Linked DNA regions of Homo sapiens: region 1 is linked to region 2. A link is a loop called in an ENCODE intact Hi-C map of the cell type or tissue named here. Cell type or tissue: GM12878. All regions are shown on one strand. Links, peaks and the distances in the headings refer to the core of each region. The heading gives the core; the rest is flanking DNA.

Region 1 (14,929 bases), core at 5,938-8,437, 230 kb after region 2:
CTTGAACATTCACTATTGAACTTGAACAAGCTTCTGCCACCACCGGCAGTTACAGCTAACATACTTTTGTAGATTTTCTATTCAAACCCATTTCTAAGTCACAGGCTATCTGGGCTATGAGCCGCATGTGCCCCAGGTGTAAATCAAATGAAGGCTTAATTACTGCCACTTTTGATGTGTATCTAATTCGACCTTCTACCCTCATTAGCAGAGGGCTGTGGCTCCACTTGGTTGTGGAGAGGTTTCCCAAAGCCACAGGGTGTCACGATAACTCAATTAGGGGTGAATAATTCAAGGACAGAGTGCTTTCTTCCAGGACCCTGACCCTCGCTTCCTGCCTGGAGTCCGGAGCTGCGTGGTTCGCGGGCTGGAAAGAAAATGTTAAAGCTCGGATCAGTGCGGATGCGAGAGACAGATGTCAGGTCCAGCCCGGAGCGGGAGGGAAGTCCAGCAGCCCCGCCCCGGCAGCAGGGCCAGGCCCGACTGTGGTTCCGACGCCGGTACCGGGCCGAGGCTTGCCTCCTCTCACCTGAACCAGGCTGGGTAGGGCCCGAGCACGGGGGCCTTGGTGTCCGTACCAGGAACCGCTTTAGCCAACCTGGGGCTGCCTTTAGAGCCCCTGCGGCTTCCACCTTCTCTCCCGAGGTTTGTGCGCCCTGGCTGGAAATGCTGCGTTGGGCGGCCAGGCCGGCCGTTTGCGCGCAAACCGAAACTCAGCTAAGGGCTGTTCCATGGCGCGCGCCTCGCACCTGCTTGCCCAGAAGGGAGCGCGCCCGTTTGCAGCAGGGCCCGTGCCCCGCCGTGCCCCGCCGTGCGCCTGTGTGGCTAAGACCCCTGCTGCGCGTGCGCGCGGGTGTGACCCGCGTCCGCGGAGTTTGTGACGTCCGGGAGACTGCATGTACCTTCAGCCGTCCTCCCTTCAAACGCACGTCGACACAGTGTCACCTCCTCAAGCCATAGGGTGCCGAGTCTAAAGCACAGGGCCGCCCCATGCCCCTCTCCCAAGGGCCGCTCTGTCTTGCTCCATCTCACTTCAGGGCCCCAGTCCCCACTGATCCAGGCCTGCCTGCGGGAGCTCTGTTATTGGCACCAGTGAAGAGCAGCACCGTGAGAGGATGGTTCCAGGGCATGGGAGAGGCCCCTGATCCCTAGGATGTTCTGGCGTCAAAAGGAAGACAGGACGCGAAGATAACAGATTGTCTAAGCAGCTGTGTTCTCTGGAAACAGGATCAGAATTGGGCAAACCACACCCCAGCTGGCATACCGAAAATTATTTCAAAACCCTATTAGATAAGCTGTGCGTTCCTTCAATGCGTTTACCGCAGCATAAACGCGCACTGCGAGCTGGCCATACCCAGCGAGAGGCGCAGAGTGCGCTGAAGGGGGGCGGGAGCGGCGCCGCGGGCGCGGTCCAGCAGTAGAGCCTTGGGAAGAGGTCGCCGGCCTGCGCGGCTCCCTCCTGGGGAAAAACTCCGGTCTCCTCAGCTCGCCCAGAGCCCAGGCCTGGCGGATGGAGCACTCTCCATAACCATCGCACGACCCCCACAGCTTCCCCGCCGCGCTCCGCCGCCGCCAGTGCCCCCAAGCCCGTTCCCTCCCCGGGGCGAAAGCCAACAGCACCCACTGGTCGCCTGCGGGCTGCGAGGGCGGCTTTCACCGCTGCGCGGCGCATCCAGCCTTGGGACGAGGCCCCTCTCGGCAAGGAATCTGAAGAGGTCCAGTGTTGGGACGGGGGACACGTGGTAGGGGCGCCCAGGGGCTCAGGTCTCCTGTCCCCGCCTCCCCGCTCTCCCCACGCGCAGGCAGGCCCGCGGGTGGAGCGCAGCTCTCTGGGAGAGCACGAGGGCCTTCGCCTGGCTTTGCAAATTCAGGAAGGAGAAGACCCAGGGCTCGAGGCCACTGCCGCGCGCCCTTCCCTGCCCATGATGATCCTCACGACAGTCCCCACCACCTTCGCCAACGCCCGCCGGCCCCTCAAGGAGAACGCGGTGACGTGGGGAGCGCACAGCAAGGACCAGGAGGACGGAGGCCTTTTCAGCAGCGACACTGAGGGCGACCCCGAGAAGGCAGAGATTGACCCGGAGGAGCATCCATCTCCACAAGACCAACACGCACCATGGCGACCACAGCCCATTCTCCCTGCGCACCCCCACACCTCGCCAGGCCTCTCTAATCTCAGCCGGGGTCCAAGTGAACTTGGCATCAGGAGCTGCGCCTGGGAACGCGCGGAGCTGCGGGCCGGGGCCTGGTCTCGGTCTCCGCGGAGCGCCCCTGACCACCGCGACGGGCGGCTGCGGTGGTGGTGGCGCAGGAAGGGGAGGCCTCGGGAAGCCACACAGTGGGACAGGGATCCCGGAGCGAGGAAGGCCCCCTCCGTCCAGCTGGAGCCCTTGCCGGCGTGGCGGCAGTGCAGTCCGTGGCTGCGCGGGAAAGCCGGCTGTGGCGGAGGCGCGGGCTGGGGACCCTGCGCGCCGGGGTGGCCCACGGGCAGCGGCGTAAGCAAAGCGGTGGGCGGGCCCTGCGGGCGCGAGGCTGCCCTAGGCAGCCACCAGATCTTGGACTTCCCCGCGTGGCTCACCCTGCAGGCCGCCCGCTGCAGCGCTGGGGCTAACCGGCGCCTGCAGCCAGGCTCTGGGACCTCCTTGGCCAGACCCAAGAGCGAGCCTTGGGGTTGAGCACGTTGGCGCTGCCAGCCGGGAGCCCTGGTTCCGGGTGAGGGCGGCAGGGGCGCATGTTCCTCAGTCCTGTCTTCGTCGCCCTCGTTGTTCTGGTCGCCATCGTGGGTGTTGGTCTTATGGAGATGCATGCTCTCCAGGTCAATCTCTGCCTTCTCGGGGTCGCCCTCAGTGTCGCTGTCGAAGAGGCCTCCGTGCTCCTGGTCCTTGCTGTGCGCGCCCCACTTCACCGTGCTCTACTTGAGGTGCCGGTGGGCGTTGGTGAAGCTGGTGGGGACTGGCGTGAGGGTCATCTTGGTGATGGTGGCCAGCATTCTCTCCTCGCCTTTGGTGGGGAAGGGGTTCTTGCGGTGCCCCTTGAGCCAGACCTTGAGAGTGCTTGTGCTCTCGCACGCGGCTTTCTCGGGTCACCTGGAGATCCCCTTACTCGAACTGGCCATAGGGACAATGAGCCGGTACAGTGTGGGCCGAGAAGGTGGCAGGGTGCACCCCAGGGTTGCCCTTGAGTTTATCCTGCGAGCCCTTCAGCCACAGGGCAGAGCCAGAGAGGAGAGAGAGGAGGGAGGTGGAGAGAGAGAAAAAGAGAGAGTAAGATATGAGTCCCCGAAGCCGAAGCTGGGAAAGTCAGGAGCACCCGCCTGTGGACTAGAGGGGGCCTCCCTGGCGCTTTGCAGGGGAGAGGGCCCTGTTCTGCTTCCTAGAGCAGGAAGCCCTCTCAGCCCACCCACCCGAGTCCACTGCTGTGGGAAAAGGGGAATCAGAACCACTAGCTGACTCCAAGAACTGCCCTTTCACTGACCATGGAGATCTTATTTTTTCCCCCCACTCTAGAAAAGTTCCAAAAACCACACCTCTCCAGAAGAGCATGCAGGAGTTCTGCTCCCTACGTGCTCCCTAGGCCACCCTTGGTCCCCATTAACAACATCTCAAGAGACCCATCTTTCCAAGTTTTTATCTTACACTAGGAGATGAAAAAAAGTTTTCAACTAGGGTGATAAAACTTGCAAGCCCCCACGCACCCCATGACCCCTCCCTCACCAAGCCAGAGGTTTGGCAGGAGAGCAAAAAGGCAGCCACATCTTTCAGCAGCTGTTCCTGGTTCCAAAACGTCATCTTGGCAGGACTCAGGGAAGTGAACCCCTGCCTGGAAGAGGAGCAGAGAAGCTTGAATGAGGCAGAAGGGAGGCAGGGGGTGGTAAGACAGATGCTGTCTGGGGCTGGCAGGCGCCACACTCACATGGCTGGACAGGCACACCAGCACCGAGGGCCAAAGATGCTCCCCCAAAGAGGCTCTGTCTCACCCCACCGGGCTCCAGTGCCAACCAGCCCCCACCAGTTGCCTGATAAGATGTCCAGGTTGGAGGGCCTTCTGTGGAAGGCCAGGCTGCTGATGGAGCTGACTCCCTTGCACACGTTGAGGATCACTTCCTGGTGTCGAGGGTCTACTGTGGGGACAGGGCACATTGGGAGGTGGCCCACCTCCACCATTGGAGGAGTGGCTGCGTGAATCTCACCCCACAGCTCCCTGTGGAGGCATCTCCCTGCCTCTCTCAGAGGCTGGGTCATGAGCGATGACTGACAGTGACCAGCTGCCAGGACAGGCTGGGTGCTCTCCCCTGGCATCCAGAGCAACCCCACCTGTGCTGTCCTCTGCAGCAATGCTCTCAGCCAGCCCCTTCCCCTTGGCCCGGCTGCTAGCACTTCTGCCCTTCTCAATTCCTGCCTTGTGTCCCAGAGGGTCTTCAAGCTAAGACTCCAAGGAAGGAAGAGTGCTATTTTCCAGGGAGGTAGGGTGCTCCAGCCTGCTGGCTTTCTGCTGCATCAGGCTGCAGGGCAGCAGCTTCATGAAGAGGAGGCACTTGGAGTACACCAGACAGGGTGGAGCAGGAGATGGTAGAGGGGGATTCGGAAGCTTTGCTGGCCTGGCAGCGTCCTGGCCTGCTGTGGCTGAGGAATGTGGGGCTGCACAACCTGCAGGCATGGGGACATATCCTGCCCAGTGTGCACTTGCATGGGCGTGCACACACCCAACAGCATCAGGTCACAGCAAAACCCAACATCTACCCAGCCAGGAAGAAGACAGCTATAGTATGAAGGGGGCAGAGAGGGGCTCCCCATTCAGGCTGGGGCTCTCAACAGTGACAGGAATGCCACTGGCATTTGAGAAAGAGTTATTTCTGGCTTGGGACATTTGACATGGCCAACTCCTAAGCATGAAACACCAGTGGCACCAACACCCAGTGTCCCACCTGCCCACCCTTGACATGGTGATATTCACAGCCACCCAGTAGATTTCCACGTGCTCCTTAAGGGAACAGTACTGCCTCAGCTGGGTCACTGGTTTGGCTGCTCTCTAGTTTGCAACCAACGTAGATCTCTGCATTTGGGAGACTGACCACAGGGTGGGTGGGAGATGGGAAGGGGGCTCTAGTGAGTGTGGCTTCTTCGCTTTCCAAAGCTTCTCTCTTCAAGGATCCAGCCCCAGGACAACCCAGTGTGGCCATGCTCTCTGGCAGGATGTAGCCTGCTCTAGCTATAGCCTCCCAGGGCTGCTCCTCACCAGTGCTCTACCAAGCCACTCACTTGCTCCTGGTGCAGGCAGCAGAGCCCCTGCCGGTGGGCATGGGGGAAGCTGGCACAGCATCTGCGTACTGGGCACGGGCAGGAAGCTGTGGTCAGGGGAAGATGCACAGCAGGAGGAGGGTATACTGGTGCCTGTTTTGCCAGTGACACCCACCAAGAAGCAGAGCTCTACCTCCTCATCTCAATAATTGAATACACAGTGCCTCAGAATCTTGAGGTCTAACTTGAGTGACCCAGCAGCTCCAGGTACTGTGGCTGTGACGCCACCCTCTTGCCAAAGTCAGTGGAACCATAGATGAAGCTCTGCTTCTGGTTCCACTCCAAGATGCCGGGAAGATGATGGACTGGGCCATGACCTGGTAGCCACAGTTATTCACCATCACTGTGCCCAGCGTGCACAGCCCCTCCAGATGCACCACCTTGTATGTGTGCGTGCCATTCAGGTGGGTGGTGGGTGCTATGGAGGCCACCACATCCCTGCCAAAATCCTTACAGTAGTACTAGATGTCAAAGCCCAAGCTGGAGAAAATGTCATGGCAACCCCAATCCCCTAGCAAGTGACAAGCCCCATCACGTTGTGAAAACCTGCCTGACTCTTACAACAGAGCAGACAGGAGCAGGAGGGGCAGAAGTGGATCAGCTTTCAAGAAGCAGCAAGAGGGAGGGCGGGTGGGAGGAACCTCCCCCACTGGGTCCCTGAGAAAAGCTATGCTGGCTGCCAAGACCGGAGTGAGGGGAGAAGCAGGAAGGGCTTCCGCCCAATGTGCAGCAGCAGTTTTGAGCTGAGATCCCAGAAGCCGGGAGCCAGAGATCTGGACCTAGATGGGCAGCCTGTCCTTGGCATGTCTGGGATGGGAGGCATGGGGGAGGGGAGGGAAGACAAGGAAAGGTAGCCCCCGTTCTTCCTCCCCAGCCCAGGGAACCCTCCACCCCCATGGGTAAGATTTCAAAGTAATATGGCTGGTCCCCCAGGGACCTCCTATCACCGAGACATCCTGTCCTGCCCCTCCTTCTTCCTCCAAAGAACCCTGAACGTCTTCCTATCTCTGGATGAAAGCCAAGTGACCTCCCCAGCAAGAGGGTAGCCAACTGGTTCACGAGGCTCCCACTGCCCACCTGGCGCCACCCTCTCCTGGACTCTGGAGTCTCAGGATGGCCATGGTAGCGAAGTAGCCAGCTTTCTGGCCCAGGCCTGGCACTGCCTGTGTCCATCATTCCAGTCTCTGCCACTACCCTTGCCCTAATGCAGTCGTTGGTCCCCGGGCTGGAGCTCGAGCTGACTTTGTGTTTCAGTGGGACCAGGCCTGCTGGGGTGGCCCCAGGAAGGGTGCACTCCCCGTGACTTGCATCTAACTCTAGGTTGGCCCAAAGGACAGCTGTGGGCCAGGAGGCCTCAGTGGCTCCAGGATACCAGGGGGACCTGCTCCCTGCACTCAGGCCCACCTGCCTATAGCCTCAGAAAGGGGGCTGCTGCTGGTAAGGATGCTGGAAGGTAGGAGAGCCCAGCATTTGGGGTACATGGACCTGCAAAGATCGAGGGCCTAGGAGATTGGCTGACAGGGGCAGGCCCAGCAAGGGGGTCCTCTCCTCAGCTCCCACCCCAGGGGGACGGGCAGCTGCTTTGGCCAGCTGCTGGCAACAGCTGGTGCAGACCCAGTCCAAGGCCACGAGGCGCTACCCCAGTCCACCAGTCTCAGACACTGAGTGCCTTGTCTGCTTCCTGGGCTAAATGGCTGGCTGGGGCCTCTGGCTCCTGCTGCCCCCTGTAGGTGGCCCAGCAGGCACCTCCTTCCCGTGAGTCACTCATTCTGGTGGGAGGGAGGGAGATAGACACCCCCACCCCGTCTCCCAGAGGACAACTGCCCCCGTGCCCCAGTCCTCTGAACTCCACTAAGAAGCTGGCAGGCTCTACCTTTCCATCCTCACAGCCCCTGCCCTGCCAGGATGGAATCAAGTCTCTCCAGGGGGAACAGAGCTGGCAGCAAGAGGCTGAGGGCTGTGTGGCTGGGGGGAAGGAGCATGCCCAGCTCGCCAGGGTGTCTCCCCAGGGCCTCTGCCATGTGGTCAGGGCCCAGTCAGGACGGCTCCGCTTCCACCCTCACCAGGGTGAGAGGAGCCAGGCTCTCCCTCCGTCCCCGCCCCTTCAGGCCCAGGGACCCAGGCAGAACCTGTGTTTCTACATAGCTCCATGCAGGGTTCTGGACCTCACACAACGATCATAGGGAAGAAGGGCCAGGCCTAGGCAGAACCCCTCTCCCAACCCCTCCCCAAACACACCCTCACCTTACAGAGAGAGAAGCGGCACAGGACGGCCAGACAGTGACCCAGAAGAGTATTGACAACCGCCCCCATTCTGGTTACCCTACAGTCAATATCACACTAGGCCCAGCCCATAGCTGGTCCCTAAATCGGCTCGACCACCCCATCTCACCCAAGGAAATGGGCTCCACAGGGCAGGGAAGCAGCTGCCCAAGGTCACAGAGGCGAGGGGCAGCCAAGCCAGGTCAAGAAACATTCAGATATGTCCGATGGCCAAGCCCATGCCTTTGAGTGCCACCCCCACTGAGCACAGGCCAGGCGGTCCTGCTCCCTGGGACCAGGCTGCAGCACCCAAATGTCAGCAGAACCCCCTTCCTCCTCCAGGCCTCAGGACCTGCCCAGGGGCAGATCTAGCCCAGTCATAGGACCTGCAGAAACCTCTACGCCTTGGGCCAGTACCCCCTCCTCTCATGTTCCAGGGCCACCTCTGAGGATCTGAGCTTTAAGGAAAGGGAAAAAGGAGATCCTCTCTGGAGAACAGGCCAGGGCTGCCCTCGTAGCACTCTGCACACATGCAGCTTGAACACGTGCCTCCCCAGCCTTAATGAAAGAAATTAGGGTGAAGAGATGAAGCACACCCTTGTCCTGGCCTGGGAGCACAGAAAGCCCACACAACAGACAGGAGCGAGAAAAGACACTTACGCCACCCCAGGTGGCCTGTGTGCCTCCCCAGCTTGGCATGGACCCACTTGGGAGACTATGCCAGGGCCAGGCCGCACCCCAGCCCAGGCCTCAGCAGGTGAAGCCCCAGCAGGAAGTAGGGCCCCAAAAGGCACATCACTCCATCCCATCACAGCAACCCAGAGCTTCAAGAAAAGAGGATGAGGCAAGCAGGCAGCCTGTGGAAGCCCCAAAAGAGGTGGGCACCTCTGTTTGCCTCCTCCCTGTCCCACCCAGGCCAGAGGCAGGTCTTCAGGGCCAGAGGATCACCTAGAGCTCCTCTAGTTACTCTCCCCAGATCTCATCCCAGAGAGCTTCAGCATCCTGTTGGGGAGCTCCCTGAAGCCCCCCACATCTGCCAGCCCCCTTCTCTTCCCCTCTGGGCCTCAGCTCTAGGGAGCCTTCCCCTAGGCAGAAGGAACTGGACACTCCCCTGTGAACTCAGAAATGCTTGCCTGTTCTCTTAACCCCTACCAGCTGCTTTATTCCTAAGAAGGTAACTGACCCTTGCCCCACCCCCAGTGGCTTTCATCGTCTCATCCTTGAGCGGACTGAAGAGTTTTATAGAGCCGGGTCCTGGGATCAGGAGCCTCACTTTAGGTGCTCAGGCGGGATCATGCTGAGGATCTTAATTAGGGCTTCCTTCAATAGATCCAGGACTGCTGTAATGGAAGCCCCAGCCATCTACACCAGCTTCCCAGGGACATGAGGCTGATGTCCTACCCACTAGTATGCTCCCAGTTTCCCCCAAATGAACAGCTGTGCCTTCCCCTGACCCAGTTCACCCCAGATAGAGGCCCTCAGTTGAGAAGGAGCTTCACTGATGCTGTCCCAGAAATTCTCCAACAGACTCTGCACAGCCCCTCATTCTCAGCATGAGATTCAGAACAACACACCAGTCCCCGTTTCCTCCGGGCCAGACCAGGCAGCTTTGGCTTGCCGGCCATGAGGTGGAAATCCAAGTGCTCCCCTAAGCAACTTGGTCATGGTGTGACCTTGGGCAAGTTGCTTCAACTCTTTTTTTTTTTTTGAGACAGAGTCTCACTCTGTCGCCCAGGCTGGAGTGCAGTGGTGCCATCTCGGCTCACTGCAAGCTCTGCCTTCCAGGTTCACACCATTCTCCTGCCTCAGCCTGCCAAGTAGCTGGGACTATAGGTGCCCGCCACCACGCCCGGCTAATTTTTTGTATTTTTAGTAGAGACGGGGTTTCACCGTGTTAGCCAGGATGGTCTCGATCTCCTGACCTCGTGATCCGCCCGCCTTGGCCTCCCAAAGTGCTGGGATTACAGGCTTGAGCCACCGCGCACGGCCTACTTCAACTCTTTCCCCCAATCTTTGCTAGGGGGAAGTCAGCCAGCCCCAATCTCCTCCTATCTAACCTGCCCCACTGACTCAGAAGCACAGCAGCACAAAGCCTGGTAGGTGGAGGCTGCCAACATTTGTTGCTCTGCCCAAACCTTGGCCTTGGTTAGGTCATCAGCAGAGCTGCCCTAGTACCTGTCTGTCACAACAAGTTAACTCCTCTGTGATGCGGACGTGGTCAGAGAGCCCCCCTAACACTGTCGCCATCCTGATTCCCAAGGCAGCCCTGGCCTGCTCACTGAAGCTGGGGAGAGAGGATGATGACAAGCTAAGACCACAAATCTCTCCTGAGGGAGTCAGGGGAGCAGGAGATGTGGGTGGTGCTGAGCTCCCACTGCCTCCCAGGGCAGAGAGGACCGCAGTCCAGTCCTCAACCTGTGCGAAAGGTTTGGGGAAATGACAACTGAGGTAGGTCTAGGAAGGGGCTTCTAGTCCCAAGGCCAGAGTCTGAGACATGATGGAGGGAACAGGGAGAACAGAAGGGGCCTGGGAGAAATGGAGAGAAGGCCCCACACATGCAAGCCATGGTGAGACCGAAGACAGGAGATGCCATCAGATACTGGGTTGGATGAAGCAAGAACCACAGGCCCCTGGCAGCAGGTTTTTCAGACAGGGCTTTCTCCCAGCACTGGGCCTGGCCCTGCCCTGGGGACATTTACATTTAACCTTGTGTATAAGATTATATTCATTTATAAGTTATATATATATATTTTATATATATACATTTTATATGTATATATTTTATATATATACATTATATATATATTTTATATAGATACATTATATATATTTTTATATAGATATATTATATATATATTTTATATAGATACATTATATATATATATTTTATATAGATATATTTTATATATATTATATATATTATATATATTTTATATATATATTTTATATATATTATATATATATTTTATAAATATATTTTATATATATATTATATATATTTATATATATTTTATAAATATTTTATATATATACTATATATATAATATATATATTATATATTATATATATATTATATATATTATATATATATTATATATAATATATATATTATATATAATATATATATTTTATATATAATATATATATTTTATATATAATATATATATTTTATATATATATAAAATTCACAAGTAGAAACAACATAATGACAATTATTTTAGAATTTTGGATTTTTATGATCTTCCTGGCCCCTGGTCCTTTGAGCAGGCAGCCTGAGATTTCAAAAAGGAGACAGTCTTCTAAGAAATAAAATGTGAACCATATGTGTATTTTAAATTTTCTAATAGCCACATATTAAAGAAACAGGTGAAATTGATTGTAATAATTTATTTGACCCAATATAGCCAAAATATGATCATTTTAATATGAGACCAGTATATAATTGTTAATAAAGTGTATAAGTTTTGGTACTAATTTTGGCAACTCTCTGGATTTTTAAGTTTCCAGCACACGTCAGTGCAAAGCAGCTTATTCCAGGTGCCCAGCAGCCCCACGTGGCCAGTGGCCACCACACTGAAGCGCAGCTCGGAGGACTCTGACTGCCCTGAGCTGAGGGAGGTGACGGGTCTGAAACACTCTTTTCTGCCAGAAGTTAGGGGACACCTCCTCCCTCCCAACAGCTCTCTTCAGGCCCAAGAGTGAGAGATGGTGCCTCTAGAGGGCAGGGGCTACAAGAACAAAGTGTCCACAGGTTTCCCTGCTGCCCACCTGCTGCCCATCGTCTTTCCAGAGATCAGAAAATGAACAAAGGATGATGGGGCCCCCAAAAGGAGGAAACCCAGTGTCTTCAGATCTGTCCACAGCCTTGACCTACGAAGTTTAGATATGGAGGGAATAGATTAAAGGCACACTTACTTTGCTATTTGGCCTTGACCCTAACGGTCAGGCTGTGTACATTTGTTTCCTCACATGCTGTGGAGGACTGCGTAGTTTAAGCACCAATTACATGCAGACATGTCTACATGCATTTCTGTGTAACTCGATGCCATCAAGCAAGAGGCCCAACTTTAAATAAGAGGAAAAGAAAATCAGCAACTGTAGGGTGTCTTCTGTTTGCAGGTAACTTGTAATCAACCTGTCCTTGAATCCTAGCATCCTATCTGCACTGGGTGCATGTATTATTTAGCTATTGCTGCATAACAAATCACCCAAAACTTATTCACTCATGATTGAGCTGTTCAGCCATTTGGGCTGGGCTCAGCTGGGCCATTCTTCTGGACCCAGCTGGGCCCCTTTGGACATGTGTGCTTAACTTTTGGTTGACTAGGCATCTCTGCTTCTGGGGGTGAGTTGGCTGTCAACTGTGGCACTTTGCTTCTCATGGTTTCTCGTCCTCCAACAGGCTAGCACAGACTTGCTCTTATGGAAATGGTAGAATTCTGAAAGAAAAACAAAGCATTCAAGAACTTTTGAGCCTAAGCCCCAAGCTGGCACACTGTTATGTTTGCAGTCTTCTATTGGCCACAGCAAATAAGGCCAGCTGAGATCCAAGGTTTGGGAAACAGAGTCTGCTTCTTAATGAGAACATCTGTACAAGCACACTGCAAAGGGTCTGGATACAGGGAAGGATGATGAATTGATGCCATTTTTGCAATCAGTATCACTATGCATTTTCTTGCAGGTGAGGTTTATATAAGTGTTTCAAGTCAGGGAACTTGTCCAAAGCCCCACAGCAACTAAGAGGCTGGACAGGGACTCAGGACCAAGTCGGCCTGACGTCGACGCCCATGACTTCCATAGCCCACACTACTCATGCAGCTTCCGTAAATTTTTGAAGTCCTGGAGGGTGACTCTTCTGCAGTTTAAGCAAGAATCCCATGGGATTCTCATCCATCTAGTACTCTTCACCATTTGCAATATTTCCCTCCAGAGAATGTTTCTGAAGTGTCTTGGGAAAAGTTGGAATAATTTGGGGAAATGGCGGAGGGCCATTTAGGAAATCAAGGCCCAATATTATATTTTTCATTCCTCATCATAGGAGAAATTTGAAAGCATGATAATGCACTCCACATGTGTGCAAATCCTTTTTTTTTTTTTGAGATGGAGTCTCACTCTGTTGCCCAGGCTGGAGGGCAGTGGCGCGATCTCAGCTCACTGCAACCTCCGCCTCCCAGGTTCATGCCATTCTCCTGCCTCAGCCTCCTGAGTAGCTATGAGTAGCTGGGACTACAGGTGCCCACCACCACGCCTGGCTAATTTTTTTGTATTTTTAGTAGAGATGGGGTTTCACCATGTTAGCCAGGGTGGTCTCGATCTCCTGACCTCATGATCAGCCCGTCTTGGCCTCCCAAAGTGCTGGGATCACAGGCATGAGCCATCGCAGCCGGCCAAAGTATTATGTGCAAATTCTTTTGATCTCTTTTTGGTATTTGTAGACTATTTATGATTGTCTTTTCTTTTTTTTTTTCTGAGACAGAGTCTTGCTCTGTTGCCCAGGCTGGAGTGTAGTGGCTCAATCTTGGATCACTGCAACCTCTACCTCCCAGGTTCAAGCAATTCTCCTGCCTCAGCCTCCTGAGTAGCTGGCATTATAGGCACATGCCACCACACCCAGCTAATTTTTGTATTCTTAGTAGAGATGGGGTTTCACCAGGTTGGCCAGGCTGGTCTCGAACTCTTGACCTCGTGATCCACCCACCTCAGCACGCCTGTTTATGATTTTCATCATAAACTACTGTGCCAGAGACAACCTCTTACTCAGAACGCAAGTGACATAAAGATAGATCTGCTGGGAGACACTTCCTCCTGCTGCCACTGAACCACACAGTTGAGTACATCTTGAAGTTGTTCTCTAATTTTTAACACAGCAAAGCTTTTTTCCAAAAATCCAAATGCAGCAATGGCCATGGGGCAAATTGCTACAGCACACATGGAAATGAGGCACAGCTAATGCACCTCTCACCATGAACCAGTAGTTCTCACCTCTGGCTGCACATTAGGATCACATGGGGGCTTTTAAAAATCCCCCTAAACCCAAGTTGCAACAGACCAATGAACCCAGAATTCCTGGAGTGAAACCAGGACATCAGTATTGTTAAAAGCTCCCCAGGAATGGAGAGGGGTGGTGGTTCACACCTCTAATTTCAGCACTTTTGGTGGCTGAGGTGGAGGATACTTTGAGCCCAGGAGTTGGAGGATGTAGTGAGCTATGATTACGACACTGCACTCCAGCCTGGGTGATGGTGACAGAGCCAGATTTCATCTTAAAAATAAATAAATAAATAAACAACAGCTTTCCATAGTGTGCAGCCAGTCCTCAAAACTGCTGCTTTAAACCAACATTTTTTGGTAAACTCTTTGCAAGTGTTTCTCAAATGAATGTAAAAACATTTGCTGCTGAGTTGCGGCCTTTCAATCTTCCTTGCATTACCTATTTACTTCTCTTGGAAGGAACTGACCTCTACTTCCTGTTTTGTCCCAAATCTAACCCAGATTTACAAGTTTCCCAGGGCACTGTGCTAGGTGCCAGGGCCTTGGTGAGCAGCACGGTTGGGGGAGGACTTTGCTGAAAAAAAGTGCATCATGAAAAATAAAAACCATGCCACTTACCAAGGGTTAGGACATGAATAAATATCTCAAAATATTAAAAGTCATCTGATAATGCCATGAGTGAACATATCCTGTTTTAAAACAAACAACAGTGCTGCCATTGTTCTGAGATGCTGTTAGGATTTTTGTGTTTAAATGTAATATTTAAAATTGTTATTGATATTGTAACATGCATACAGAAATGCATGCACAAAGCATTCATGTAAAGCTCAGTGCGTTATTACAAAGTGGATAAACTTGTGTGACCAAGGAATAGAATCAGCCTCTATCATGCCTGAAAATCACTTTTTCTTGCCCTCCCCTGAAAAGATAACCAAAATTTTAAGAACATTGTAGATAACTTGTCTTTTTAGACCAGTGTTTTATTATAGAAAATTTTAAACACAAAGTAGACAAAATAGTATAATAGACCCGTCACCCAGCCTCAAAAACTACTATTCATGTGCCTTTTTTATTTCATCTATACTTCAACCCATTTTCCATCCCATCATTTCTTTTAGTTCTTTTTTTTAAAAAATGAGCTCAAATGTACACATATTCATAGGCACAAAAATTAACTGTATATTTTTGACAATTAAATACACCCATATAACCTTCACCCATTTTAAGAATAGAATAATTAGGCAGGGCACGGTGGCTCATGCCTGTAACCTCAGCACTTTGGGAGGCCAAAGTGGGTGGATCACCTGAAGTCCGGAGTTCGAGACCAGCCTGACCAACATGGCAAAATTCCGTCTCTACTAAAAATACAAAAATTGGCC
Region 2 (14,929 bases), core at 6,925-9,424:
GTACATGATTACATCATATGAAAATAATAAATTGTATTTTTTCCATTTCAGTCATTTCTCTCCCCTAGCACTGGCTAGAACCTTCAGTACAGTGTAGAATTAGAAATGGCAATAGCAGCCATCAACATACAGTTCCATTCTCAAAGGAAAAGCATTCAACATCTCTCCAATTGCTTTACGATTCTCTGTGTGTGTGTGTGTGTGTGTGTGTGTGTGTGTGTGTGTGTGTGTATTAGCTACCATTTATTGATTAAGAAATTCCTTGGCTGGGTGCCATGGCTTACACCTGTAATCCCAGCACTTTGGGAGGCCCAGTGGGGGCATATCACTTGAGGCCAGGAGTTTAAGACCAGCCTAGGCAACATAGTGAAACCCTGTCTCTACTAAAAAATACAAAAATTTGCCAGGTGTGGTGGCACATGCCTGTAATGCCAGCTACTCTGGCTGAGGCACGAGAATCACTTGAACCCAGGAGGCAGAGGTTGCAGTGAGCCAAGATCACACCACTGCTCTCCAGCCTGGATGACAGAGTGAGACTCTGTCTCAAAAAACAAAACAAAAAAAAAAAAAAAAAAAGAAAGAAAAAAGAAATTCTTTAGCTTGCTAAGAGTTTTTTTTTTAAAAAATCATGAATGGATGTTGAATTCTTAAAGATTTTTCTGAATTTTGAAATGATAATTTTTCTACTTTATCCTATACATAAATGTGGTTAATTACATTGAGTAAGTGGTAAACCAACATATTTCTGGAATAAACGTAATTTAGTTGTGCTGTATTATTTTGTTAAATACTTATTAAATTATTTTATTATTAAATTGCCAGATTCTGTTTGTTAATATTTTGTTTAGGATTTTCAAATTCATGTCATCTGGGCGATTGGTTATAATTTTCCTTTCTGATAGTTTTTTCAAATCTTGGCTTCGTAAAATGAGTTAGATTTCATTTTCTCTGTTTTTCTTCTCTGGGTAAATTTATGCATGCTGATTTTTTTCCTTCTTAAGTGTAAAGTGAAATTCACCAGTGAAGGCACATTGGCCTAGAGCTTTCTCTGGAGAGAAGTCTTTAAATTATGACTCAATTCTATATATAGAATGTTTTTATAATTTTATTTCTTTTGCCCATTTTGGTAGATTATAGTTTTCCCAGTATTTGTCCATTTAATCTGACTTTGCAAATGTCTTGACATCATATTGTTCACAATATCATTTTACCATTTTAATGTCTACAGAGGTGTTCCCTTTTTTATTCCTGACATTGCTTTCTTGGTGCCTTCTCCCCTTTTTTTCTTTTCATTAGTCTCACCAGGGATTTATCAGTTTTACTAGTCCTTTAAAAGTACCAAATTTTTGGCCTTATTGGTGGTCTCTATTTTTTATTTCATCAATTACTATGATATTTAGTATTTTCTTCTGTACTCCTTGGGTTAATTTGTTCTTTTCCTGACTTCTTGACATGGATAATTCTTAGAGTGTCGACCACTCTTTTCTATTTACCATTTAAGGCTACAAGTTTTCCTCTAAGAATTGCTTTAGCTTCATCCCATAAATTTTTATTTGTAGTGTTTTTATTTTACTTAGTTCAAACTATGTTCCAACTTTGTGCTTGTTTTTTTTTTGACCCATGAGTTATGTAGAGGTATACTTCCTTATTTCCAAACATATGAGAATTTTGTATTTATCTTTAAATTTTTTATTTCTGATTATATTGTGTTGTGGACACAGAACATACTATGTATTTTTTTCTTTTTTAGTTCTTTGAAATTTGTTTAGATTTGCTTTATGGCCCAGAATTTGGTCAATATTGTCAAATGTTTTGTGTACATTTGAAAAGAACATGTATTATGCATTGTTGAGAACAGCGTTCTATGTACATCTATTTTATTTAACTCTTCTATTTTCCTACTGACATTCTGTTTTCGTTCGATTGAATTTTAATAATATAATTCTTTCCTTCTCACCCTCTGTCATTACCTTGGAAGTCATATACTCCTTTTCTATGTTTTTATTAATTACTGTAAAGATTTCAACCTGCATCCTTGATTTAGCTATTAATTTTTGTTTATGTTGAGCCTGCATCTAGAAATCTTCCTAAACTCTCTCATTAGATTAAGGAGTTATTCTATAGATTTACTTACTACACTGACTTTCTACACTGGTTAGGCTCTGCAGTATAGTGTTAAATGGAAGCAGTGAAGAGAGGGCATTTTTGTTTAATGCCAGGCTTTAAAGAAAACGCTGTCAATATTATGTCATTAATATGATGTTCCTGGTAGGTATTTTGGTAGATTCTCTTTGTTGAGTTAAGGAAGTTTCCTAGTTGTTGTTAATTTTTAAAGTCACAGGTGCAGGCTGAATGTTAGTGAATGCTTTTTCCTACATTAATTGAGATAATTGTAAGGTATGTCTTCTTTAATCAATGAATATGATAAATTGCATTAACATAGATTTCTGATATAGGATGATTCTTGTATTTTCTATTATTTGTTTTTTAATGGGCAAAAGACTTTTTTCTTTTTGAGCTTAGATTTTTGGTATAATTTAACTTTTAGATTTGGAAGTACATATGCAGGTTTATTGGTAATATTGTGTGATGCTGAGGTTTGGGGTGTGAGTGATCGCATCACCCAGGTACTGAGCACAGGACCCAATAGTTAGTTTTTCATCCTGTGCCCTTTTCTGCTGTGCCCCCTCTAGAACTCCCCAGGGTCCATTATTGCCACCTTGATGTCCATGAGCACCCATTGTTTAGCTTTCACTTATGAGTGAGAACATATGGTATTTGGTTTTTTGTTCCTGCATTAATTTGCTCAGGATAATGACTTCCAGCTGCATCCATGATGCTGCAAAGGAAATGATTTCTTTTTTTTTTTTTTTTTTTGAGATGGAGTTTCACTCTTCTTGCCCAGGCTGGAGTCCAGTGGTGCAATCTTGGCTCACTGCAACCTCCACCTCCCAGGTTCAAGTGATTCTCCTGCCTCATCCTCCCAAGTAGCTGGGATTACAAGCGCCTGCCACAACGCCCAGCTAATTTTTGTATTTTTAGTAGAGATGGGGTTTCACCAAGTTGGCCAGGCTGCTCTCGAACTCCTGACCTCAGGTGATCTACCCACCTCAGCCTCCTAAAGTGCTGGGATTACAGGAATGAGCCACCGCGCCCAGCCTGTTTTTTTTGTTTGTTTGTTTGTTTGTTTTTTGAGATGGAGTCTTGCTCTGTCACCCACGCTGGAATGCAGTGGTGCAATCTCGGTCACTGCAACCTCCGCCTCCTGGGTTCAAGCAATTCTCCTGCCTCAGCCTTCTGAGTCACTGGGATTACAGGTATGTGCCGCCACGCCTGGCTAATTTTTGTATTTTTAGTAAAGACGGAGTTTCACTATGTTGGCCAGGCTGGTCTTGAACCCCTGACCTCAAGTGATCTGCCTGCCTTGGCCTCCCAAAGTGCTGGGATTACAGATGTGAGCCACTGCACCTGGCCCATGGCTCTATTTTGAAGTATGTTCCTTTGATTCCTCGTTTCTTGAGTGTTTTTTTTTTATCAAGAAAGATGTTGGATTTTATCAAAAGCTTTTTTTTCTGCATCTGTTGAGATGATCATGTGGTTTCTGTTTAATTCTGTTTGTGTGGTGAATCACATTTATTGGTTTGCATATGCTGAACCTTGTATCCTTGGAATGAAGCTTACTTGATCATGAACTTTTTGATGTGCTGTTGGATTTGGTTCGCCAGTATTTTGTTAAGGATTTTTGTGGCTGTCTTCATCATTGAGATTACCTTTTAGTTTTCTTTTTTTTATTGTGTCTTTGCCAGGTTTTGGTTTCAGGGTGATGCAGGATTCATGGAATGAATTAGGGAAGAGTCCCTCCTCAATTTTTTAGAATAGTTTCAGTAGAACTGGTACCAGTTCTTCTTTGTATAGTTGATAGAATTCAGCTGTGAATACATCTGATCTGGGCCTTCTTGGTTCGTAGGTGTTTTTTTTTTCGAGATTGAGTCTTACTCTGTTGTCCAGGCTGGAGTGCAGTGGCATGATCTCGGCTCATTGCAACCTCTGCCTCCTGGGTTCAAGCAATTCTTCTGCCTCAGCCTCCCGAGTAGCTAGGATTACAGGCACCTGCCACCACACCAGGCTAATTTTTGTATTTTTAGTAGCAATGGGTTTTCACCATATTGGCCAGGCTGGTCTCAAACTCCTGACCTCGTGATCCGCCCACCCACCTCAGCTTCCCAAAATGCTGGGAGTTCTTTAGGTTTCTATTAGGTCCAATTGATCAAGTGTTGAATTTAAGTCCAGAATTTCTTTGTTAGTTTTCCGTCTTTATGATCTGTGTAATGTTATCAGTGGGGTGTTGAAGTCCCCTGACTATTGTGTGGCTAAGTCTTTTCATAGGTCTAGAAGTATCTGTTTTATTAACCTGGGTGAGCCAATGTTGGGTGCATATATATTTAGGATAGTTAAGGCTTCTTGTTGAATTGAACTCCGTATCATTATGTAATGCTCTTCTTTGTCCTTTTTTACTATTGTTGGTTTAAAGCTTGTTTTATCTGTTTTAGGAATAGTGACCCCTGCTCTTTTTTGTGTTTTGTTTGTGTGACAGATCTTTCTTCAACCCTTTACTTTGAACCTATTGGTGTTGTTACATGTGAGATGGGTCTCTTGAAGACAGCAGACAGATGGGTTTTGTTTTTTTAATCCAACTTGCCACTCTGTGACTTTATTTATTTATTTATTTATTTATTTATTTATTTATTTCAGAATCTCACTCTGTCATCAGGCTAGAGTGCAGTGGCATGATATTGGCTCACTGCAACCTCTGACTCCCAGGTTCAAGTGATTCTCCTGCCTCAGCCTCCTGAGTAGCTGGGATTATAGGCATGTGCCATCACGCCTGGCTAATTTTTATATTTTTAGTAGAGACAGGGTTTCACCACATTGGCCAGGATGGTCTCGATCTCCTGACCTTGTGATCTGCCTGCTTTGGCCTCCCAAAGTGCTGGGATTACAGGAATAGCCACCGCACCCAGCCCACTCTGTGACTTTTAAGTGGTGTGTTTACATTCAAGGTTACTATTGACATGTGAGCTTTTCACCCTATCATGAAATTGTTAGCTGGTTTTTTTGTACTTTCTATTGTATGGTTGTTTTATAGGGTCTGTGAGCTGTGTACTTAAGTGTGTTTTTATGATAGCAGGTATCATTCTTTCATTTCCATGTTTAGAACTCCCTTAGGCATCTCTTGTAAGACTGGTCTAGTGGTAATGAACTCTCTTGGCATTTGCTTCTCTAGAAAAATGTTTTTATGCTCCCTCTCCCTCTCCCTCTCTTTCCACGGTCTCCCTCTCCCTCTCCCTCTCTTTCCACGGTCTCCCTCTCATGCCGAGCCGAAGCTGGACTGTGCTGCTGCCATCTCGGCTCACTGCAACCTCCCTGCCTGATTCTCCTGCCTCAGCCTGCCCAGTGCCTGCGATTGCAGGCGCGCGCCGCCACGCCTGACGGGTTTTCGTATTTTTTTGGTGGAGACGGGGTTTCGCTGTGTTGGCCGGGCTGGTCTCCAGCTCCTAACCGCGAGTGATCCGCCAGCCTCGGCCTCCCGAGGTGCTGGGATTGCAGATGGAGTCTCGTTAACTCAGTGCTCAATGGTGCCCAGGCTGGAGTGCAGTGGCGTGATCTCGGCTACAACCTCCACCTCCCAGCCGCCTGCCTTGGCCCCCCAAAGTGCCGAGATTGCAGCCTCTGCCCGGCCGCTACCCCGTCTGGGAAGTGAGGTGCGTCTCTGCCTGGCCACCCATTGTCTGGGATGTGAGGAGCCCCTCTGCCTGGCTGCCCAGTCTGGAAAGTGAGGAGCGTCTCTGCCCGGCCGCCATCCCATCTAGGAAGTGAGGAGCGCCTCTTCCCGGCCGCCATCCCATCTAGGAAGTGAGGAGCGTCTCTGCCCGGCCGCCCATCGTCTGAGATGTGGGGAGCGCCTCTGCCCCGCTGCCCCGTCTGAGAAGTGAGGAGACCCTCCGCCCGGCAGCCGCCCCATCTGAGAAGTGAGGAGCCCCTCCGCCCGGCTGCCACCCCGTCTGGGAAGTGAGGAGCGTCTCCGCCCGGCAGCCACCCCGTCCGGAAGGGAGGTGGGGGGGTCAGCCCCCCGCCAGGCGAGACGCCCCGTCCGGGAGGGAGGTGGGGGGGTCAGCCCCCCGCCCGGCCAGCCGCCCCGTCCGGGAGGGAGGTAGGGGGGGGTCAGCCCCCTGCCCGGCCAGCCGCCCCGTCCGGGAGGTGAGGGGCGCCTCTGCCCGGCCACCCCTACTGGAAAGTGAGGAGCCCCTCTGCCCGGCCACCACCCCGTCTGGGAGGTGTACCCAACAGCTCATTGAGAACGGGCCATGATGACAGTGGCGGTTTTGTGGAATAGAAAAGGGGGAAAGGTGGGGAAAAGATTGAGAAATCGGATGGTTGCTGTGTCTGTGTAGAAAGAAGTAGACATGGGAGACTTTTCATTTTGTTCTGTACTAAGAAAAATTCTTCTGCCTTTGGATCCTGTTGATCTGTGACCTTACCCCCAACCCTGTGCTCTCTGAAACATGTGCTGTGTCCACTCAGGGTTAAATGGATTAAGGGCGGTGCAAGATGTGCTTTGTTAAACAGATGCTTGAAGGCAGCATACTCGTTAAGAGTCATCACCATTCCCTAATCTCAAGTACCCAGGGACACACACACTCTGCCTAGGAAAACCAGAGACCTTTGTTCACTTGTTTATCTGCTGACCTTCCCTCCACTATTGTCCTATGACCCTGCCAAATCCCCCTCTGCGAGAAACACCCAAGAATGATCAATAAAAAAAAATAAATAAAAAATAAATTTAAAAAAAAAAAAAAGAAAAATGTTTTTATTTCTCCTTCACTCATGAAGCTTAGTTTGGCAGGATATGAATCTGTTGATTATAATTTATTTTCTTTAACAATTCTGAAAATAGATCCCTCAATCTCTCCTGGCTTCTAAGGTTTCTGCTGAGAAGTCTGCTGTTATCCTGATGGGGCTACCTTTGTATGTGATCTGGCCTTTTTCTCCAGTGCCTTTAGGGCTTTTTCTTTGACAGTGACCTTGGACAGTCTGGTGAGTATATGCCTTGGTAATGTTCATTTTTTATAGTATCTCACAGGTGCTGTCTGGCTTTATTGTACTTAGATGTCTATCTAGCAAGATTCAATAAATTTTCTTGAATTATTCCATCAAATATGTTTTCCAGGCTGTTTTCTTTTTCTGTTTCTCTCTAGGGCATGCCAGTAATTCGTAGGTTTGATCACTTTACATAATCTCATATTTCTGACTTTCTTCACTTTTAAAAAATCTTTTTTCTTTATCTTTGTCTGACTGGATTAGTTCAAAAGACCAGTCTTCAAGCTCTGAAATTATGTTTTCTACTTTGTCCAGTCTATTGATAAAGCTTTCAGTTGTATTTTGAAGTTCCTTAAGTGAGTTTTTTTAATTCTAGAAGTTCTGATTGATTTCTTATTAAGATGTTTATCTCTTCCTTCATTTCCTGGATTGATGTAGAAGTTTCTTTTTGTTGATTTCAACCTTGAATCTCATTGAGCTTCCTTGCAACCCAAGCTTTGAAATGTTTATTGTCATCTCTGAGTTTTCATTTTGGCACGAAGCATTGCCAGAGAGCTAGTGTGATCCTTTGGTAGTGTCACTACATTCAGATTTCTCATGGTGCCAGAATTCTTGCGTGGGTCCCTCTCATCTGGAGATGCTAGCACTTCTAATTTGTGTAATTATTTTTGTTTGGGTAGGATTTTTTCTTTTTCTTTCCTTTTCTATAATATTATTGTTATTTTTTTTCTTCTTTCCCTTTCCCTCCTCTCTAGGGGGTGTGGCTGTAGAGCATGCTGGGTAGGGTCTTTTGGCTTTGCTTCTGTAGCCCTATGCACTTCTGCCAGCAGGTTTTATATTGGGTGTGTGGTTTGACCTACAAGCCAGTAGATGGCGCCATGGGTAAGAGCTGGCTGTTGCCAGTGCTGCTGGCTGTGTACTTGATCCTTGTTTATTGGGAGGAGCTCTCTGCTGCCCCAGGAATGGGCTGATTTCCTGAGTACACATTAATCTGAGCTCCCTCAGCCCTAGGGGTAGGGGGATTGGGGGCACAAGATGGGTGGAGCCAGATAGGGAAGATTCCCCCAGTGTTGTCCTGCTCCCAGTCCAGGTTTGGGACAATGCCGGCAGCGTTTCCCTGTGTCTTTCCCCCACAAAGTCTCCAAGTCTTTCCTCAAATGATCGTCAAGGTTTGGGAGAAACAATCTCTTCCTCTGCCCGGGTTGCGTGGATCTCCAGTGGAAAGGTGAGACAGAGGGATGCTGTCTGCCTCTCTCACATACTGAGGCTTCACTCACTTTTATCAGTCAAATGCTGTCCTGAGGGCTGCTTGCCTGCAATGTCCTCCCCAGGATCTGGGATGTCCTTCATCATTCTGGGGAATTGCCATTTTCTTTCTTGAATTAAAGCTCACAGAGTTGGTCTTTATGTACTTGCTTGCTATTTCCAAATGACTGAGGCATGCTAAAAGCCTGTAATCTGCCATCTTGGAAAAAAATCCTTGCATCCTTAAGAGAAATGGCACTTGGTGTTGATACATGGTGTTTCTACGTTGCTGAATTCACTTTGAAAATATATGTATATTTTAAAATCTACATTTATATGTGAGACTGGTGTAAAAATATCCTACTGTATTTGTGCAATTTTGGAATCAGTTATATTAATGTACTCAATGAGTTGGGAATTTTTCTTTTTTACTATTATCCAAAAAAATTATAAAAGACATAATTGTTGCTTTCTTACAGATTTAGTAAAAACCTCATCGTGTCCTTTTATGGAGAGATGGTGAGAGATATTTTTACTGTAAATGTAATTTGCGTATTTTTCACCTGTGAGGCAGAGGTTGCAATGAGCCAAGATTGTGCCACTGCACTCCAGCCTGCGTGACACAAGACCCTGTCTCAAAAAAAAGAAAAATCAACTTAAAATGCACTCCTTGAATATTTCTGAGTGTATTTTTATACCACGTATGTTCCTTGAAATACTTTTCTTTTCTAGGAAGAACCGGAACTATGGTTTGTGCCTGCCTTATTGCCTCCAAAATATTTTTAACTGCAGAGGTATGAAAGATGTTCTACAAAATTTGTCTTATGATGATTGAGTTTGCTAGTTCTGAAACATCGCTGGTAGGACGTTAAGATGATTATTTGATTCATGGTGCTTAGTAAAACTGTAATTAGAGAAGCAGTTTTTAGAAAGTCTGTTTTTGATACTTTCTTGTTTAATGTGCACTAGTTAGTAGCTGACTGCAGAATCTCTTTGGGCCAGGACTAGAGTGAGGTCAATGAGGTGCAACATTTAAGGGAATGCTAAAAATTGTAATAATTAAAATAAATAATTTTAACGCAATATTTTAATAAAAATTAATGCAAAATATCTATGCTGTATACAATATCAACATTTTAAATAAAGACAAGACCTGATGGGGCAGGATTAAGGTGAGGGGAGTAAAGCCATGTTACACAGAAAAAAAATTCAGTAATCAAGATACTTCCCTCACTTCACCTGGCTCTGCTCTTACTCCTGCCAGTACCATGACTTCTTCCTTCCTCGTGAGAATAGTATCAAGCTTAATTAGATAAATTCTCCAAAGAGCCTTGCCCATCCTCACAACTCTTAGGTAGATAAAAAGCAACATTTCACAACTCAAAACAAAGCCTCTCCTGAATGTAAATATCTTTGCTTAGTCAATACATGTGGAGTCTGTGACCTCTAGAAATTTCTGATAAGACAAGGTGGGCTGTTTCCACTTAAAGCAGAGTTCTCAATCATTTTTCTTTCTGCCATTTTCTTGCTGAGATGCTACCATTTCCAGCAGCTCTGCTCGAGTTGTTTGGCCTGCAGTCTAGGGAAGAGGTGGTGGTTGTGCACAATGCCCAGCACTCCCATTCCACCACCTTTGCTTTCTCTAATTTGAGATACAAAGATTTTGAAAATGGGTGTTCTAGGATGGTGTTTTTCAAGCTATGGATCATGATTTATCAGTGAGTTGTAAAATAAAGTTACTGGGTTGTAACTGACATCTTTTAAAAATAAAATGGAATAGAGCAGAATAGAAAATATCAAAAGGTTTAAATATTGGGGGGTGTGTGTGTGTGTGTGTGTGTGTGTGTGTGTGTGTGTGTGTGTGTGTCTCCTAGGTTTATTAATGTGGATTGCAGCTTAAAAAACAAAAGGTTTGAAAGTCATTGACAGCCATTGATCCGGAGCCCTAGACTGAGATCCAGGGACCTGTATTCCAGACCTGTGCTGCTTCTAACTGGCTGCAGCATCTCCTTGGCAGGTTGCTTGGTTTTCTTTTGGTTTCAGTGTTGTCATTTGTAATATGGAAAGAAGGGTTGGACCAGATGCTTTCTAAGGTCTTTCCAGCTCTAAAATTTTATGAATGTATGAATCCTTGAATGAGAGAAGTCCTAATTTTGTTATTTTCGGTAGCTTCTGCCCAAAGATCACTCGGCCGGGCACGGGTGGCTCACGCCTGTAATCCCAGCACTTTGGGAGGCTGAGGCAGGTGGATCTCTTGACGTCAGGAGTTTGAGAGCAGCCTGGCCAACATGGTGAAACCCCTATCTCTACTAAAAATACAAAAAATTAGCTGGGCATGGTGGTACACACCTGTAGTCTCAGCTACTCAGAAGGCTGAGGCAGTAGAATCACTTGAACCCAGGAGGCAGAGGTTGCAGTGAGCTTAGATCCTGCCACTGTACTCCAGTCTGGGTTACAGAGCAAGACTCTACCAAAAAACAAACAAACAAACAAACAAAATCACTGACTTTAGGAAAGAAGGTAGGCGTAGAAACCCTAAGGGTACCTAATATAGGAAAGGAAAGAGTGCAGATGAACCATGGTTGGATTGTACCCTTTTTTGCAGGAAAGCCTGTATTATTTTGGAGAAAGGCAAACAGATAAAACCCACAGCAGTAAATTTCAGGGACTAGAAACTCCTTCTCAGGTAAGTTTTCTTTTTAAAAATGGGAGTTTTTTTTTTAGGGGAGTGGGTTAAGATTGCCACCTGTTATTTGGTTTCACTTTAGACTCTTCTCCTTTGGTGATCAGGCAGCAGCAGTTGGGTGCCCTGCAACAGGCCTTGGTCCCTCCCTGAGTCTGAGGGTCACGCTTTAGGTGCTGCCCACATGCTGGGGACTCTGGCTTCTCCTCAGAGAATCCTGCTTTCTATTCTATACTGGTTATTGTTTATGGAGCTCAGGAGTTGATTATTTTCCCAAAGTAGGAAGGTCCAGTACCCAAGGCTCCAGGACCCTGAAGTGTATCTAAAATCACCAGCCTTTGATTTCAATGTAAAAAAGATCCAAGTCTTTCACAAACCCTTACTAGGGCAATTCAACCCTTGCAGAACATTACAAAGACTGTTTTTGGATGACTCCTGGTGTGTGTGTGTGTGTGTGTGTGTGTGTGTGTGTGTGTGTCTTTTCTGTGTGTTGTGGGGGAGGTGTATTTTAAAAGAGAAAATAAAAGGAGAAATAAACTTTTCAAAACCCCTTCTGTATCCCAGACAGTATTGCACTTTTACATATATCATTTAATACCCATAACACCTATATGAAATATACACTGTTACTCTGTTTTTTCTTTTAGAAACATTTTGTTATAGAGAATTTTAATCATATACAAAAGTCCAGAGAATCATACAATATATCCACATATAGTCGTCACATTGCTGCAACAGTCATTTCAGCCGGCAGCCAGCCACATTTCATCCGTTCTTTCCCACTCCACTCACACCCCTCAACCCCACTCTCCACTCTTGCTTTCCCTAAATCTGAGTTATTTTAAAGGAAATTTCAGTCATCAGATCATTTTATCCCACAGCATTTTATGACATTTAAGTACTCTTAAAACAACAACAAAAAACCTTAACACTTTTTATCATATCTAAAAATATTATACCTTAAAAATCCTTCATATCAAATTTGTACTCCATGTTTGTTTCCAAAATTGTCTTAAAATCTTTGAAAATTTAGTTTGTTTAATCAGAATTCAAACAAAGTCCACACATTTCATTTGGTTGCTGTGTCTCCTAAGTCTCTTTTAAGAATCTGAGTTTATAGATTTCTCACCATTTTTTATTACTTGTAATTTGTTTATTGCAGAAACCAGGATGTTTATCCTATAGCATTTACAACATTCTAGACTTTGCTGAACTATTCTAAGAGTTCTATATTCACTATCTCATTTAATATTCTCAGTAACTCTATGAGTAGGCACTACTATGATTCTCATCTTATAAATTAGAAAATTGAGGTTCATAGAAAGTAACTTTTGAACCAAGGACTGAAATCTAGATGTCAGTCTCTGAAGCCCTTTTTGTGCACAGCTTCTCATTTATATTGCCTTTTCTATATTGCCCCTGAAACTGAAGTGAGAGTGGGTTGGGAATTCCGAAATGGATTTGGATGTGGCTGTAAATGAGTTTTTCTTTAAGTGGTGGGAGCTGAGTAAGTACTCTTGGCCCCGTTAGAAGAACACTCTAACTACTGGCCCTAAACCTTTAGTTTGGGCCAGAAGAACTCAGCCTTATCCACTGATACTTTTCTCCCACACCCAAGCCCAAAACAAAACAAAACAAAACAAAGATATTCATAGACCCTAAGCTAAAAGTGATAAGTGAATTTACTGAAGTGCAGCCCTAATCATGCCATTTCCATGCTCAAAATCCATACTATGTCCCCACTGCCAATGGCAATAAACTAAACGTTTCAACCTGGCACTCAAGAGCCACAGTTTGACTTTTCCAACCTTCTCTTCCACTATGTGCATGCACACATCCCATACTCCAACACATTTAGACTGTGTGCTCTTTCCCAGCCTATGGACACTTGATACCCTCATGCCGTTGCTCATGCCCCTTTTCCTAGAGTCCCTTTCCCTTCTCAGCCTGAAGTAGTCTCTTGCTTTTTCAATTCTTAGAGCCCTTTGTGTTTCTTTTAGGGACTATGTCACTTTGCATCATTCTCTAGTTATTTGAAGTGGTGACTTCTGTATCCCCTTTAAAGGCAAAGCCCATGGCTTACCCATCTTTCCACCCTTTTCTCATAATATCTTGTTGTTTGTAGTGAGTGCCTCCTATGTGTTGGTTGTATTAATTTCTACTACAAGTCCATGTTGTTTTAAGTTGTAGGAGAAGGAAGCGTGGGAGCACAAGCAGCTTGAGGGCCCTGGTGGTTTACAGCCCTTAGGGAAAGGTGGAGAATCTAGTGGCAGAAGCTAAGGGGATGCTAGGTGGAGCTCCTTCAACAACTCTCCCCCACACATCTCCTCATCCCCATTTCTTCTGCAGTCGTGCATAGTTTCCCTAACTTTAGTCCAGAACTAGCACACCAAAGCTGCAACTGAATCTCTTCTGATTCACTAAAAAAGCAACAAAGGGATTCAGCTGCACGTTTGAGAGCTGTGTTGGCAAGACCTCAGGACAGAGTGCCCTCTGTGTCTGGTGGTGATTCTCAGACACCATCACATTCTGATCCTGCATTGTGGGCCATTCTACTGACTACATCTACTCCTAAGTGGAGGACTTTCATGAGCCTATCTCATGACTGGCCCTTTCTAAAGGGAAGTATGGCAGTTAGTTACTTTAATGAGCATTTCCCAATGGGTAAGGAACAGTCTGTGAACCTATGAGTTTTGTTTTGTTTTGTTTTGTTTTGTTTTTAATTTTTGAGACAGAGTCTCGCTCTGTCGCCCAGACTAGAATGCAGTGGTGCAATCTCAGCTCACTGCAACCTCGACCTCTTGGGTTCAAGTGATTCTCCTGCCTCAGCCTCCCAAGTGGCTGGGATTATAGGTGCCCATCACCACGCATGGCCTATTTTTGTACTTTTAGTAGAGACAAGGTTTCACCCTGTTGGCAAGGCTGGTCTCAAACTCCTGACGCCAGGTGATCTGCCCACCTCGGCCTCCCGAAGTGCTGGGATTACAGGCGGGAGCCACCATGATGGCCAACTTTTGAATTCTGAACCAGTTGATTGAGTACCAGAGCTCTTCAATACCTTGAAGAAAGATTCAGGGGAGAACCGTTGTGAACAGCTTGCCCCAGGGAAAGGACAAGGCTGAGAGAATTCCAGGGCTTCCTTGAGAAAACAGAATTGAGGAAATGCAAAGTGAAGAATTCTAGCATCAGGAACAAGAGAAGAATGATGGGAAACCTGCTACTGAGGTATGGAGGTATTCCTCTGGAGTTTTCACTTATACCATTCTCTCATGCCCAGGAAGCTGCTCTTCACCAAACCACAAGCCTTCCTCTAACTCAGTCACAACTAAGCTTCTATCCGGACACTGATGATGCTGTAACTGTTTTGTTGTGCTTCTGATTAGTTGCCCTCTCAACCATAAGCAGCCTATAAACAGGGCCTGGCTCCATCCTTGTTACTTCCCCATTGCACTGAATTCAGTATTTTTCCCTCAAGGTAGATAGTTGTGGGGCAGCATCCCTAAAAATGTCCAGTTATATAATGGCATCCAGTAAATGTTTTCTTAATTACTTACCTCCATTAACAAGCTTTATGCAAAAAAAAAAAAAAAAGGAATGCTGACTTTAGACTTCATCTCCACTTAAAGGAAGATTTCTGTTGCTTTTCACAATAGATATGTTGGATATTTTGCACAAGTGAAACATCTGTACAACTGGAATCTCCCTCCAAGACGGATACTCTTTATAAAAAGATTCATTATTTATTCAATTCGTGGTTAAGTGCTTTATGTGTAATTGAAGAATTGGGCAGGAGGGCCAATGTCCCCACTCTGGGAGAGTTTTGCTCATAGTTATATATACAGATGAGCCTAACTCATACCTGTCTTTTTACATATTGTCACACAGGAACTCCTCCTTATTTAT

The links. A loop is a pair of places that touch in the nucleus more often than their neighbours do. Peaks named below come from ENCODE experiments on the same cell type or tissue, not always from the same donor. Only the 100,000 strongest peaks of a DNase experiment are listed, where the experiment ranks them.
Region 1: a loop joins it to region 2, with 11 times the contacts of the local background. A loop is called at or near these places in 1 of 110 quality-filtered maps.

Annotation. Positions count from the first base shown.
Region 1 is chr13:24,733,535-24,748,463 of GRCh38, reverse strand. It overlaps LOC105370118 (a long non-coding RNA gene), which reads left to right and starts at 9,816. Exons shown (of 4, transcript XR_941759.1): 1 at 9,816-10,007; 2 at 11,060-11,678; 3 at 11,962-12,240. It also overlaps the pseudogene CLUHP9, the pseudogene IRX1P1 and a transcript of RNF17 not described here. RefSeq lists enhancers at 607-656, 6,198-7,019. In GM12878, for the core only: a CTCF peak has its summit at 7,026 (motif pointing left); no DNase peak of the experiment used is centred there.
Region 2 is chr13:24,961,600-24,976,528 of GRCh38, reverse strand. It overlaps the pseudogene TPTE2P1. Among named protein-coding and RNA genes, the nearest start is that of CPAP, 46 kb to the right of the region's middle. RefSeq lists an enhancer at 6,027-6,934. In GM12878, for the core only: a CTCF peak has its summit at 7,961 (motif pointing right); no DNase peak of the experiment used is centred there; H3K4me3 peaks cover 436 bases; H3K27ac peaks cover 361 bases.